Linked DNA regions of Homo sapiens: regions 1 and 2 are each linked to region 3. The links are chromatin contacts, found by Hi-C or POLR2A ChIA-PET in ENCODE. All regions are on one chromosome and are shown on one strand. The core of a region is the stretch at or near the end of the contact, and the rest is flanking DNA. Distances in the headings are between cores, read along the strand shown.

What was found. Hi-C counts contacts between places; a loop is a spot of excess contacts on that map. ChIA-PET counts read pairs that join two places held with the same protein, here RNA polymerase II (POLR2A). Pooled maps may share reads with other maps.
Region 1: a loop to region 3 is called in a map of naive thymus-derived CD4-positive, alpha-beta T cell, with 4 times the contacts of the local background. The contact joins the promoter of RTP4 here to the promoter of LPP in region 3. A Hi-C loop is called at or near these places in 1 of 168 maps with a recorded cell type or tissue (naive thymus-derived CD4-positive, alpha-beta T cell) and 5 of 50 pooled maps. POLR2A ChIA-PET finds 5 or more read pairs at or near these places in 1 of 52 experiments (PC-9).
Region 2: a loop to region 3 is called in a map of mammary epithelial cell, with 3 times the contacts of the local background. The contact joins the enhancer-like site here to the promoter of LPP in region 3. A Hi-C loop is called at or near these places in 1 of 168 maps with a recorded cell type or tissue (mammary epithelial cell). POLR2A ChIA-PET finds 5 or more read pairs at or near these places in 2 of 52 experiments (MCF 10A and activated CD4-positive, alpha-beta T cell).

What each region holds. Positions count from the first base shown.
Region 1 is chr3:187,366,960-187,370,848 of GRCh38, reverse strand. RTP4 (receptor transporter protein 4) reads right to left here and starts at 2,464. Exons shown (of 2, transcript NM_022147.3): 1 at 2,253-2,464; 2 at 1-61. The coding sequence starts at 2,407. RefSeq lists an enhancer at 2,254-2,603.
Region 2 is chr3:188,830,608-188,834,470 of GRCh38, reverse strand. All of the region lies in intron 9 of LPP (LIM domain containing preferred translocation partner in lipoma), which reads right to left. Among named protein-coding and RNA genes, the nearest start is that of TPRG1-AS1, 120 kb to the left of the region's middle. Within about 2 kb of position 1,669, at least 3 of the 41 ENCODE cell types and tissues checked have a DNase peak (open chromatin) inside an H3K27ac peak, as active enhancers do.
Region 3 is chr3:188,151,593-188,155,672 of GRCh38, reverse strand. It overlaps LPP (LIM domain containing preferred translocation partner in lipoma), which reads right to left and starts at 1,516. Exons shown (of 12, transcript NM_001375462.1): 1 at 1,421-1,516. LPP-AS2 (LPP antisense RNA 2) reads left to right here and starts at 1,585. Exons shown (of 1, transcript NR_036497.1): 1 at 1,585-4,080. RefSeq lists enhancers at 1-281, 2,081-2,981 and a silencer at 1,309-1,648.

The DNA.
Region 1 (3,889 bases), core at 1,215-3,714, 790 kb after region 3:
GTGGCACAGAATCTGCACTTGGGCGGAAGCCCAACTTCGCTGGCAGGAGGAACACCGGAACCTGCAGTCAGAAGGAAGACACCCATTATGCCTTCATCTGGTTGTTAACCTGAGGGAAAATGGTCTTGGCCCCTGTCACTAACATCCTTTTCCATTTGAAAAAATGCATGTGATTTAGATTGTCCCAGTCATTGATAAACAGGAACAAGAAGGACTATGTTTCAGATAAGGCTTTTTCCTGTGACCTACTGAGTATCCACCCATATGTTACACCCAAGTCTACCTCTTTGCTAGTAAAACATCTCCAGATGCCTCTGAGGGAAAATCATGTCTGCCATCTTCCAGAGAAACTTATTCCTAATTTTGGTCATAGAAAGCTTTGGTAAAGTATCTATTTTGATGCATACAATATAATTGGTCTTTATAATTTTATCCCATTTCATCTGTGAAGTAAGCACTATTAAACCCAATATCCAGATAAGGAAACTGAATCATGAAAAGGATACGCAACCTGCTTAAGGACACACAGGGTAAATGTTAGAGGCATGCTGCTAATCTCAGGCCATCTGAAATTCAACTCATTTACCTGCTGTAACACGTTGCCTCTGGTGAGTAGTGTAGCTAATCTCTCACACCTGGAGAAACAGACTGCATCCCTCATACCTGGGTTGAAGATCCAGTTTACATCAGGAAGACCTTGGGCAAAGCCCTTCCCTTCTATAACCCTCATTGTTTGAATCCATAAAAAAAAAATTCAAGGGTTATATTGGCAGCATCAAAAGAGACGATGTATGTGAAAACACTTTGTAAACTACAAAATGCTTTTCAAAAGCTGATTGATATTTTCCAAAAGTACACTGGTAGGTTGCTTTTCCGATCTCGAAATGACAATCAAATCAAATCATCCCAACAGGAGAAACACCTTCTTTCTGTTTGGAGGAGTGCCAAAACGTTGTAAGACATCATGAGTCCCTCAAAAAGCTCTGGCTGGTGTGGACAGAAATATTTACACATTTCCCTGGATTAGAAAGCAGAGCAACATGACTGCTATACGGGCTCTGACAAGTGACTTGAGAACTGTTCTGGAGACGTTTAGGAGGCTTTATTTAAACAACAGATTCTGCAGCTAAAAATAAGCATATACTGTATTTGATACAATATATAATAATACATATATTATTTATAAATTTATTATTCTGAAATACATAGTACATATGTATATATAATTATATATCATTTATGTATACATATACATATATATTTTATCTTATCCCATTATCTTATGGGAATGTATACGAAGGAATACTTACTCTGCCTAGGAGAACCAGAGAATGCTTTTAGGAGGAGGAGGCACTAGAGTGGGCCTTGAAGGATGAGCAGGGAGGGGTGAGGGGAGGGTCTGCTGAACAAGCAGAACTCCATGAACAAGAGTGTGGAAGTCTGAAGATGCATGGCATAGCTAATAGTCCATAAGGAATGGAGTAGGCCATACCTGAGGCAGGATGGGGCAGGCAGGCAAGCTGAGTAATAGGTCAGATGAAAACTATACCGAAGGTCCTGTGTGTCATTTAAAAATAAATTTGATTATCCAGGTCAGCAATTCTCACCCTCCTAACATGGTCAAGGAAACTGGTTCCTGCAACCTGGAGGCTTGCTGGGGGTTAAAGAGGGAAGTGGTGAGTAAGGGAGGAGTATTACTTGGTGACTCCATGAACTGGGTTTTAGATTTAGTTTTTGCAACATCATTCTATACTATTATCCCCAGGCCTTCAGTAAAGCAATGTTCAGAGTAACTGCTTGATCTTAGCCAATTCTTAAGATATTTAAAAAAAAAAAAAAGGCTCCGTCCCAGGCTTGTACTGAACAGTGCCAAGGCTTGGAGAGCTGGTGCAGCTGGGGGAAGCTGGTCAGGACTGCTGGGGAGACTGCAAAAGACTCTAGAGGTAGTCTGGAACAAATGACGTGGTGAGAAACTAGAAGGGAAAATTTATGGAATAGGGAGCCTTCTCCAGGGTTTTCCAGAAATATTTACGGAGGGAAACCTAGTAAAAGAAGAAACTTCCAGCAGTTAAACAAAATGGAGGTTTGGAGTCGTCTTATCATGTCGACCCTAAAGAGTACTATGACCACAATAGGATGGAGGCCCTGGTGACATTTACTCCTTCAACAAGCTCTCAGAGGAATAAATCATGCTAAGCTGAGCCTGAGCCTCTCTTCTCAGAAGAGCTATTGCCTGGGAAACCCACACTCACCAGCCAAATGCTCTCTGTTGGTATTGCTTCCACCCTTGAGCCAGGCAGTCTAGCTGAAGGTTGCCATCCAACTTCAGCGTCCATGTGGCCCGGGGTTTTGCCTCTTGGATTAGTTCTTGAAATGTCTGCTCCCAAGTCCAGAAATCTACAACCATTTTTTCCCTCTGAAGCTGAGAGAGTAGCTTTCAGGTTTGCTCGTTTCTCAGGAAGAGACAAACAGTTTCAGTTTCGGTGTTCGGTTCAGTTTCTGTTTCTGTGTATGGACATGAGCTGTTTTTTTCAACCTTCATTTTAGACTGTCTGAGTACACAGAACAAGTCTTTGTTCTGAAAACAGACAGCAGCAAAACTGTGTTAGTTAATAGGCCTTGCTGAGAGAGAGATAAAGAGCTCTGTTCTAGATTCTGGGGTCACATATAAATTCGCTTTTATTTTCTCTCTCTCATTTTTTATAATAGGCAAAGTGAGAGGTGACAGCATGCTGGTAGCCCTCGCAGCCCTCGCTCGCTCTCGGAGCCTCCTCGGCCTCGGTGCCCACTCTGGCCGCGCTGGAGGAGCCCTTCAGCCAGCCACTGCACTGTGGGAGCCCCTTCCTGGGTAGGCCAAAGCCAGAACCGGCTCCCTCAGCCTGCTGGGAGATGTGGAGGGAGAGGCACGGGCAGGAACCGGGGCTGCATGCAGGGCTTGCAGGCCAGCTAGAGTTCTGGGTGGGCGTGGGCTTGGCGGGCCCTGCACTCGGAGCGGCCGGCAGGCCCCCAGCCCTGGGCAGTGAAGTGCTTAGCACCTGGGCCAGCAGCTGCGGAGGGTGCGCCAGGTCCCCCAGCAGTGCCGGCCCACCGGCACTGAGCTCGATTTCTCGCTGGGCCTTAGCTGCCTCTCTGTGGGGCAGGGCTCGGGACCTGCAGCCCGCCATGCCTGAGTCTCCCCACCCTGGGCTCCTGCATGGCCCAAGCCTCCCCGACGAGTGCCACCCCCTGCTCCATGGTGCCTGGTCCCATCGACCGCCCAAGGGCAGAGAAGTGCGGGCACACACGCAGGACTGGCAGGCAGCTCCACCTGCTGCCCCCGGGGCGGGATCCACTGGGTGAAGCCAGCTGGGCTCCTGAGTCTAGTGGGGACTTGGAGAACCTTTATGTCTAGCTAAGGGATTGTGAATACACCAATGGGCACTCTGTATCTAGCTCAAGGTTTGTAAATGCACCAATCAGCACCCTGTGTCTAGCTCAGGGTTTGTGGATGCACCAATCAGCACCCTGTCAAAACGGACCAATCAGCTCTCTGTAAAACAGACCAATTGGCTCTCTGTAAAATGGACCAATCTGCAGGATGTGGGTGGGGCCAGATAAGAGAATAAAAGCAGGCTGCCCCAGCCAGCACTGACAACCGGCTCGGGTCCCCTTCCACGTGGTGGAAGATTTGTTCTTTTGGTTTTTGCAATGAATCTTGCTGCTGCGCAGTGTTTGGGTCTGCTCTGCCTTTATCAGCTGTTAACACTCACCCGGAAGGTCTGCAGCTTCACTCTTGAGCCAGCAAGACAATAAACCCACCAGAAGGAAGAAACTCAGAACACATCCGAACATCAGAAGGAACAAACTCTGGGCACTGTGCCTTTATGAGCTGTAACACTCACCATGAGGG
Region 2 (3,863 bases), core at 420-2,919, 680 kb before region 3:
CTGCAATAGTCACCCAATGGAACGTCAAGGAACCAGGCTCAGAGAGTTCACACTAGCATCAAATTAGCACTGGACCTCAGGCCTAGATTGGAAAACCAAAACCAAGATCAAACAAAACACACCAAAAAAAAAAAAAAAAAAAAAAACACCCAAAAAGAAACAAAAAAATCCTAAAATGGTAAATAATAAGTTTGATGAAAACAAAGATACAAATTGCAGCACCAATAGCACATTTCTATATGTTCCCGCCACTTGATATCAAAGCAGCATGTATTATCATGCTGGCAGGAGAATAGAGTGTGCACAGACAAAGGAAAACATTCAGACCAAAGGGGAAGAAAACTTTGTAGGACCAAGTATCAAAGGCTATAGAGTTGGCTGGCTGACTGAAAATTTCCTAATCTAAGTTTTTAAAAGGAAACTTTTGTGGAAGATTTTGGTTTTAATAATGGGATCTTGGTCTTGTTCTTCCCGAAGCAGGCAAAATAAACTTACAATAAAATGGGGATGCTTTAATAGTAATGTGAACAGTGTAATATAAACAGATATATAAAATACACCCTGAAAAATACATATATGAAAACTTATTTCTTTCTTCCAAATGAGGAGAATCAAAACATATAAATAGTTTACGTTAAAAGAATGAACAGTCCTTGCTGGGACATCCTTGAATGGATAGATTCAACATCCTCATAATTGCTCAGGCTCTTGGGGATTAATTTAATTCTTGGTGGTTCGTGGTTGTAGGGAAACTCTAAAGAAAATAAATGAATTTGAGGCTGACTGAGAGTGCAAAGTGGCTGGATTTGTAAGTGAAGACATTTTGCTTAGTGAAATCTTTCGTCAGATACACTGCCAAGGCTCTAACAGCCCTTCAAGAAGAGAGAAGCATGTCCAAACCAGTTTTGCCTGCAGACAGAGGGATGCTAATTGCTTTACTCAGATTCTCTTAAACCTTCTTGCATGCAGAAGCATCAAAATAGCCAAGCTGTATACACCGCCTCTAGGATCCAACGCTCCACCTGCAGAAAGGAATTCAAGTTTCAACTCTGTCTCACTGGCATAGGTTTGCTTTGGTGCCTAATTAGCAACTAAGTTTGATGACAACATAACTGGCTCTAGGGGATTCTTGTTCCTACCAAACAAAACAAAAAACAAATTCCTGAAGCAAGACCTGAAATGTACCATGGGGAATTCAGAATCAGTGATGCAATTCCAAACTGGGGCTGGTCTCCTCTTTATCTCTGCATCAGCAGTTTCCCTGGAGAGCCTGTCTCCCTCAGTGTGGACCAGCTTTGACAAATATTTACTGACAAATGACTATTATTTTAATAATAATCATCATTTGCAATCATTTGCTGACTTACAGCCAACAAACACTGTCATAGATGCTGTCTTACTTGATCGTCACAACTCTGTGAAGCAAGCATGCAGAGCAGGGCTCATTAAGTTATTTAACTGGGTGAAAGTTTGCACTGATGCCAAGTGGTAAAGCTGGGAGCAAACGATCCAGTGTTATCGACTTGCCAGATACATTTTCCTCCAGTCCTTTTGTCATGAAGGAGGCAGACTTGCAACTGTTAGAATGGCACTGGGATGGTTCAGGACCAAGAAAACCAGGAACCCCTCACCAGCCTACCTTGAAATCCCTGGCATGTCCTAGGCTCCCGCTGAAGACCACAGCTGAACTTGACAACATGCAAGCCTCTGTAATACACACATGGTTGCCCTGTGAAATGGAAGTTCCTTGCCACTGAAGATGGTGAAGCAGAACCCTGATAACCACCTACTTGGAAAACTATAAAGGGGACTCTTTTATTGGGTGGGAGGCTTTTCTAAATAGCAGCTGTCTAGAAAACAGTAAAGGGTATTATTGTATTAGGTTTTGATTGTTGGCTAACAATCTCAGTGGCATAAAACAACAAACATTTACTATCTCACAGTTTCTGAGGGCCCAGGCATGACTCTGGCTGGGTCCTCCACTCGGAGTCTTACAGGCTGCAATCAAAGTGTCAGCTGAGTAGCATTCTCATCTGGAGGGTTGGCTGTGGAAGAATCTTTTCCAGGCACATTCAGATTATTGGCGGAATTCATTTCCTTGTGGGTATGTGAGTCAGGATCCTAGCTTTTTGTTGGCTGTCTGCTGGAAGCTGTCCTTAGCTCCTAAAGGTTGCTCACAGCTCCTTGCCTCATGAGCTTCTCTCATATGGTCACTTATTTCCTCAAGCTGTCAAGGAGAGTCTCTCTATCTGCTGAGATGGACTCGTATATCACAACATGTAATCATGGTAAGTTACACCCCAACACCTTTGCCTTCTTCTATTGATTAGAAGCAAGTTACAGATTCACCTGCACTCAAGGAGAGGTATTACACAGAGATGTAAACACCAGGAGGCAGGGGTCATTGGAAGTCACCCTAGAGCCTGTCCTCCACAAGTATCTATGTAGAAAATTTAAGGTCCTATCCAACTTGCTCTTCCAATATCCCAGAATAAATACTACACCTTCCCACCTACTGAAGTCTCATTAAAATCTATGGGACACATATATAGCACATCTTTATGAGATCCTCTGTTAATTGTTCTGAGGGAAGGAGGTGGTATAGCATACTCAGAAAATGGAGGGCTTAGCCCATATGGCAACAGTCATCTTTATGATACATGTTAAGGTACATGTAGGGAGAGAGAGCTGATTGAAAGTCAGAAAACTTGGGTTCTCATCCAGTTCTCCTATAGACTCACTGTGTGATCCTGCACAAGTTATGTCTAAAATATTATAATTTCAAAATTAAGGTAAAGGAAAATCCAAGAGTACTGAGAGATCTCTTTAACCTGGGTGTCCACTCAATCTATGCAGTGTACATGGAACACCGGAAAGAGCCTGGGTGGCCAGGCCTGCAGGGTTATCTCCTTGTCCTCCAGGCTCCCTGCCTTGAAAGTGTATCCTTGTTATATGCTACAGAGGGGGAAGCACCCAGCTAGAGACCAAAAATGTCACTTTAAATTGAGGCAAGTGGGACTGGGCTGAGACCTGGTTGGCTCAGACCAAAAAGGATCAGGACTTTCTAGCAGCTGTTGGGGCAACTACTCCTAGGAGACTCCTCTCTCTCCTAACTGCTGGGACTGAACCCTTTGAGCCCCAGTGCTTGATTTTGCTCTCCAGATAAATGTCTAGGTATGACCACGCTGCTCTCAGTCTTTGCACTCTTGCTGGCTTCACACTTATAGTGGTGTCATCATGTCTTTGGGGATGAACTGCTCAGTTCCTCCTTCTCCATCTTTGCCAACTCCAGTGATTTGGACCAGAATACATTAAAATATGGAACTCTTACCAGGCGCCATCTCCTGGTAGACCATGGCAAACATAGCAGAATGATAGAGAAATCTTGGCATCCCCCCACAGATTAGCTTTATAATTCAGCCTACAGATCTTTGCTACAAATATTACTCAATTTAATAATCCAGAAGTCTATTGAGCACCTGTTGTAATATACACAATACTACAGGATTGAGATTTCACAAAAACTCTATGCAATTTCAATATTTCCAAGTCTCAAAGGACAGTTAATTTGTGAAGCAACAGTCAGCTGGACTCAACAACAATCCAGGGTAAGCACACAATGTAAATGAATTTCTGCAGTGTCCAATAAACTCGGCCCATAATGCTGAGCTTCTTACTATGTAATAGGAAAAATTGACATGTCAGCTCTGAGCATCACTGAATTTTATAGGTAGATGTGGAGACCTCTTGGATTTTCTCAGTGTATAGAAAGTTGTCCCAAAACATAACCTTCTTCCCTATTTCCTAAGTGTGTTTGTTCGTTCGTTGGGGGTGGGTGTGGGGAAGCATTTTTTTTTTTGTTT
Region 3 (4,080 bases), core at 267-2,766:
CTGGTGACGAAGTGGAGAAAACCATATTGGATGTCCTAACCCCCCACTGTCCACCATTATTGACCATAGGCTCTAGGTCTAGCACCCACCTTCGTGGACCTTTACCTATTCTTCTATCTATAAGAGTTGAGGAAGGGGGAGGATGGGAGAGGGAGCTAGATGCTTTGTAAAGGTGCCTAGCCACACTTTCCCCTTCTTCACTTTAGGCTTTCTTAAAATGCACATGTGCAGGGAAAGGTAAGCCATTAAGTCATCAACACCTTAGTGAGAGTGAATTTTACAGGAAAGGCAAGAGATTTAGTAAAAGGGGAAGGAATGGAAAGAGAAAGGGGACTGGAAACACAGTTAAGTGAGTTTGGTACTAGCAAAAGCCCCAGAGAAGACCCTGAGTTCTCGCTAGTTGTTTTGTGTTGGGGGAGGGAAAGCAGTGGATCCCTTCTAAGGGAAGGGAAGCCAGAGAGATTTTTCAGTTCTCCTACGACTCCGAGGTTCCAAAGACTCTGCCCTGTCCAAGCACCCAGGCACAATTCCACTGATTAGCTCATCTCATATCACAACCTCCCCCATCCCCAACCCCTTGCCTCCAACTAAAGAATATTTATACTTTCATCTCCATTTCCCACACTACTTAGTCTTCTCTGGCCCACGGTTCCCTCGAAGAGATGTCTTCCTCCAAGCCGCTAGCTGGCTTCAGGAAACTCCTCAACCTCCAAAAACCCCATTCAGTGCAGGACTCTCCAAAAGGCCGTCCCAGGGACCAGAAAATCAAACCCCCTCCCTGGAACTTCCTTTAACTTTGTCCACGCCTTTGCTCCAGCACTTAGCATTTTCTACCCTAGGCCAGGTTTGACTCCCAGGTTCAACTGAGTTCCTTGAGGGCAACGTCCAATACACCCAGCACAGGGTCTGCCACACACAGGGTGCTAGAGAAATGCTTAGAGAAAGGGAACTTAAGTCCGGAGCCAACTATTTGAATTATGGTCTGGCCTCTAGTAAATAACTTCCGGGCGACCCTCCTTCTCTCTGGGCCTCAGCTGCCCCAACTGTAAAATGGGAGGACTTGGAGGACTGGGTCTAGGCCCTTTCCGCTGTGACAACTGTGATTCCGCGAAAGCTCTAAGCGGATGGGCGTGGCCCCGCCCCCTGGGCGCCCAGAAAAGTCCGGGCAGGGGGCGCGCAAGGCTCCAACCCCGCCTAGCCTGGGGTCGACGCTTTTGGAAAAACTCTGGGTCCCCCTCCCCCATGGCGTGCACCCCGTGATTGGGCCGCGGCCGGCACTTCCGCACAGCGGGCCAGGCCAGAGCAGGGCGCGCGCCCTGCGCTCTTGCCACCCCGGAGGCGCTCGCGCCGGGGGAGGGCTGGGGGTTCCCGAGGCGCCCGCGGGTGGAGGGTGAGGGGAAGGAAGGATTTGCAACAATACCTCAGGGAGGAGGCAGCCGGGGCAGCGGCGGTGGTGGTGGCGGCGGCGGCGGCGGCGGCGGCGGCTGGAGGCGGAGGCAGAGGCAGAGGAGGAGGTGCCCGGGCACTCCCCCTCCCATTGTCCCCAGCCCCGGACAGGCCCGGCCCCGCGCCCCACACTGGCCTCCTCGAGCGCGCCGCCCGCGCCCAGCGCCCCACGCCCCGCGCCCCGGGCCGTGCAGCCAGCCCTTACCTTGCAGCGCCCGGCTGTCTCCCGATCGCTAAAGCTACTTATCCCGGGAAAGCTCGCGCGGGACCCGGGAACGAACCCACAGACAAAAAGTGAAACTTCGGCAGGGCTGGAGCGGCTGCTGGTTGGTGCCTTTCCCCCTCCTTCCTCCCCACCGTCCCCACCCCCTCCCCTTGGTCTCCCGTGCGGTGCCCTGAGCGCTGGAGGCTGACGTCAGGGGCCTGAATTCCTGACTTTGCCTGCACGCATTTGTCCATGTAAGGTATGGGAAGGCGTGTGCCCGCGAAGCCGCCGCGCAGAGCTCGCCTGGCGGGGGAGGGGAAACCCGCAGCCGGCAGTGGCTTTGCCAAAAGGTGGGCGCACTGAGGGCATTGCATTTCCTGGGAGGAAGAGGAGGAGACGCGGGAATGCAGGGAGCTTGCAAAGGAGGAAGAGAAAGAGGGAGATGTGGAGACTTTGCCCCTGCTAGAGGAAGAGGAAGGAGACGTAGGAGGAAGCGGCCGCGTCAGGGGGCTCCTGGAAAATGGAAAAGCCTGCGTCTACTATTAAGGCGTCAAATTAGGGCACTGAGCTTGAGTGGAAGAGATCCAGCCATGAAATCCCCTTCCAAGATTTTCCTCGTGAGCCCCGCCCTGGATTCCCAGCAAGACTCAAAACTTACAAGGTGTCAGAGCTGGCAAAGACCAACTTCCAACCCGTCCGCTTGGCACGTGAGGAAACTGAAGCTCTCGGAAGAGAAATGACTTGTACAGGGTCGTCACTCAGCAGATCGAGGAGCGGGCCCAGGCGCTCTGCCTCCCACTTGGGTTCCCGCCTCCAGGAAGGGCCCTGGCTCCCTTTTAGCCCTGAGCCTTGAAGCAGGTTAGATGCCCGCGAGCTGTGCGGACCACCCAGTGATTTCTACTGCTCTTGGCCCAGAGCCAGTTCCTGGAAGGTCCTGGTTGACAGCGAGCCCTGAATATCAATGACAATCAGTTGCTTCAGGGCAACTTCCTCTGTCCTGTGCTCAAATAAATGAATCCCTGGAGTTTAACGTTTACTTCTGAGCCCCGCCCAGAAAGCTTGCTCTGTGCTTATAGCTTCAAAAAAGTCTGCGAACGAGATGAACTGGTTTGAATACAGACAAGCCTGTCATTGGAAGTTTTGAGTTGGATTTTTCTTTCCCCTCTGACATCTGTAAGGGTGAACGACGATGAGAACCACCACTTAACTGTGTTAGGGGATTATGACGCGCAGCAGCCATGGCCAGGAAAGCATTCCATACCCTGAGACTTCCTTTCCTTGCACTTCTCTCCTATTAATATCTAAAGTAATCCCTCACGTTAGCACATAATGAAAGCAGTCTCTCACCCGGCTATTGCATCTTCAGGTGAGTTAGATAGGACAGAGCGTAGTCCCCCCTTTACACCTCAGACAAAAACTTAAGAAACGTTACTCGCCCAACACAAAACAACTGACTGACCAAGCACCTGTCTTCCCCTCCTCCCATCCAGGTCTCCTGACTAATCCCTTCATCTTTCCATACCTGGCCCTGACCTCTAGCAGGACCTAATTCCATTCATAACTGTTGAGAGTACACCATGAGCTACTGATTCATAAAAACTCCAAAAAGTGGTTCTTCTGAGGATGGACTTTAGTGGGATTCTTTTGACCAGGAATTAAGGAAATAATGTAAAAACACATGTTATTGGATTTATTAAGCACCTTCCTTGTGCTTAATAAGTGTTTGAATTCAGACATTTCAGGGGTAAGACTACTTAACCTCTGTGTTCCTCTCAACTATCTAATGTACACATACAAAAATATGAACATGGCTGGGCGCGGTGGCTTACACCTGTAATTCCAGCACTTTGGGACGCCGAGGCGGGCAAATCACCTGAGGTCAGGAGCTCGAGCCAGCCTGGCCAACATGGCAAAACCCCATCTCTACCAAAAATACAAAAAACTAGCTGGGCGTGGCGGCGAGCGCCTGTAATCCCAGGTATTCCGGAAGCTGAGGCAGGAGAATTGCCTGAACCCGGGAGGCAAAGGTTTTAGTGAGCCGAGATTGCGCCACTGCACTCCAGCCTGGGGGACAGAGCAAGACTGTTGTCAAAAAAAAAAAATATATATATATACAAACACATATATATACACATATATATACATATATACACATATATATACATATATATACACATATATATACATATATATATACACACACACATATATATATACACACATACATATATATATATGAAGGCAGTAACAGAGAGATAAGGTCGAGAATAACCACCCATTCCACAGACTAATAAAGAATTTATCTCTTTGCAACTAACATAGTTTGAAATGGGAGATACGGGCTCTTGGAGAGAGTTTTTTCTGGGGTTCTGAAAAGGTCAGATCCTATCAAAACACAATCCACTCACTCAAACATTTCAGCGTACTCA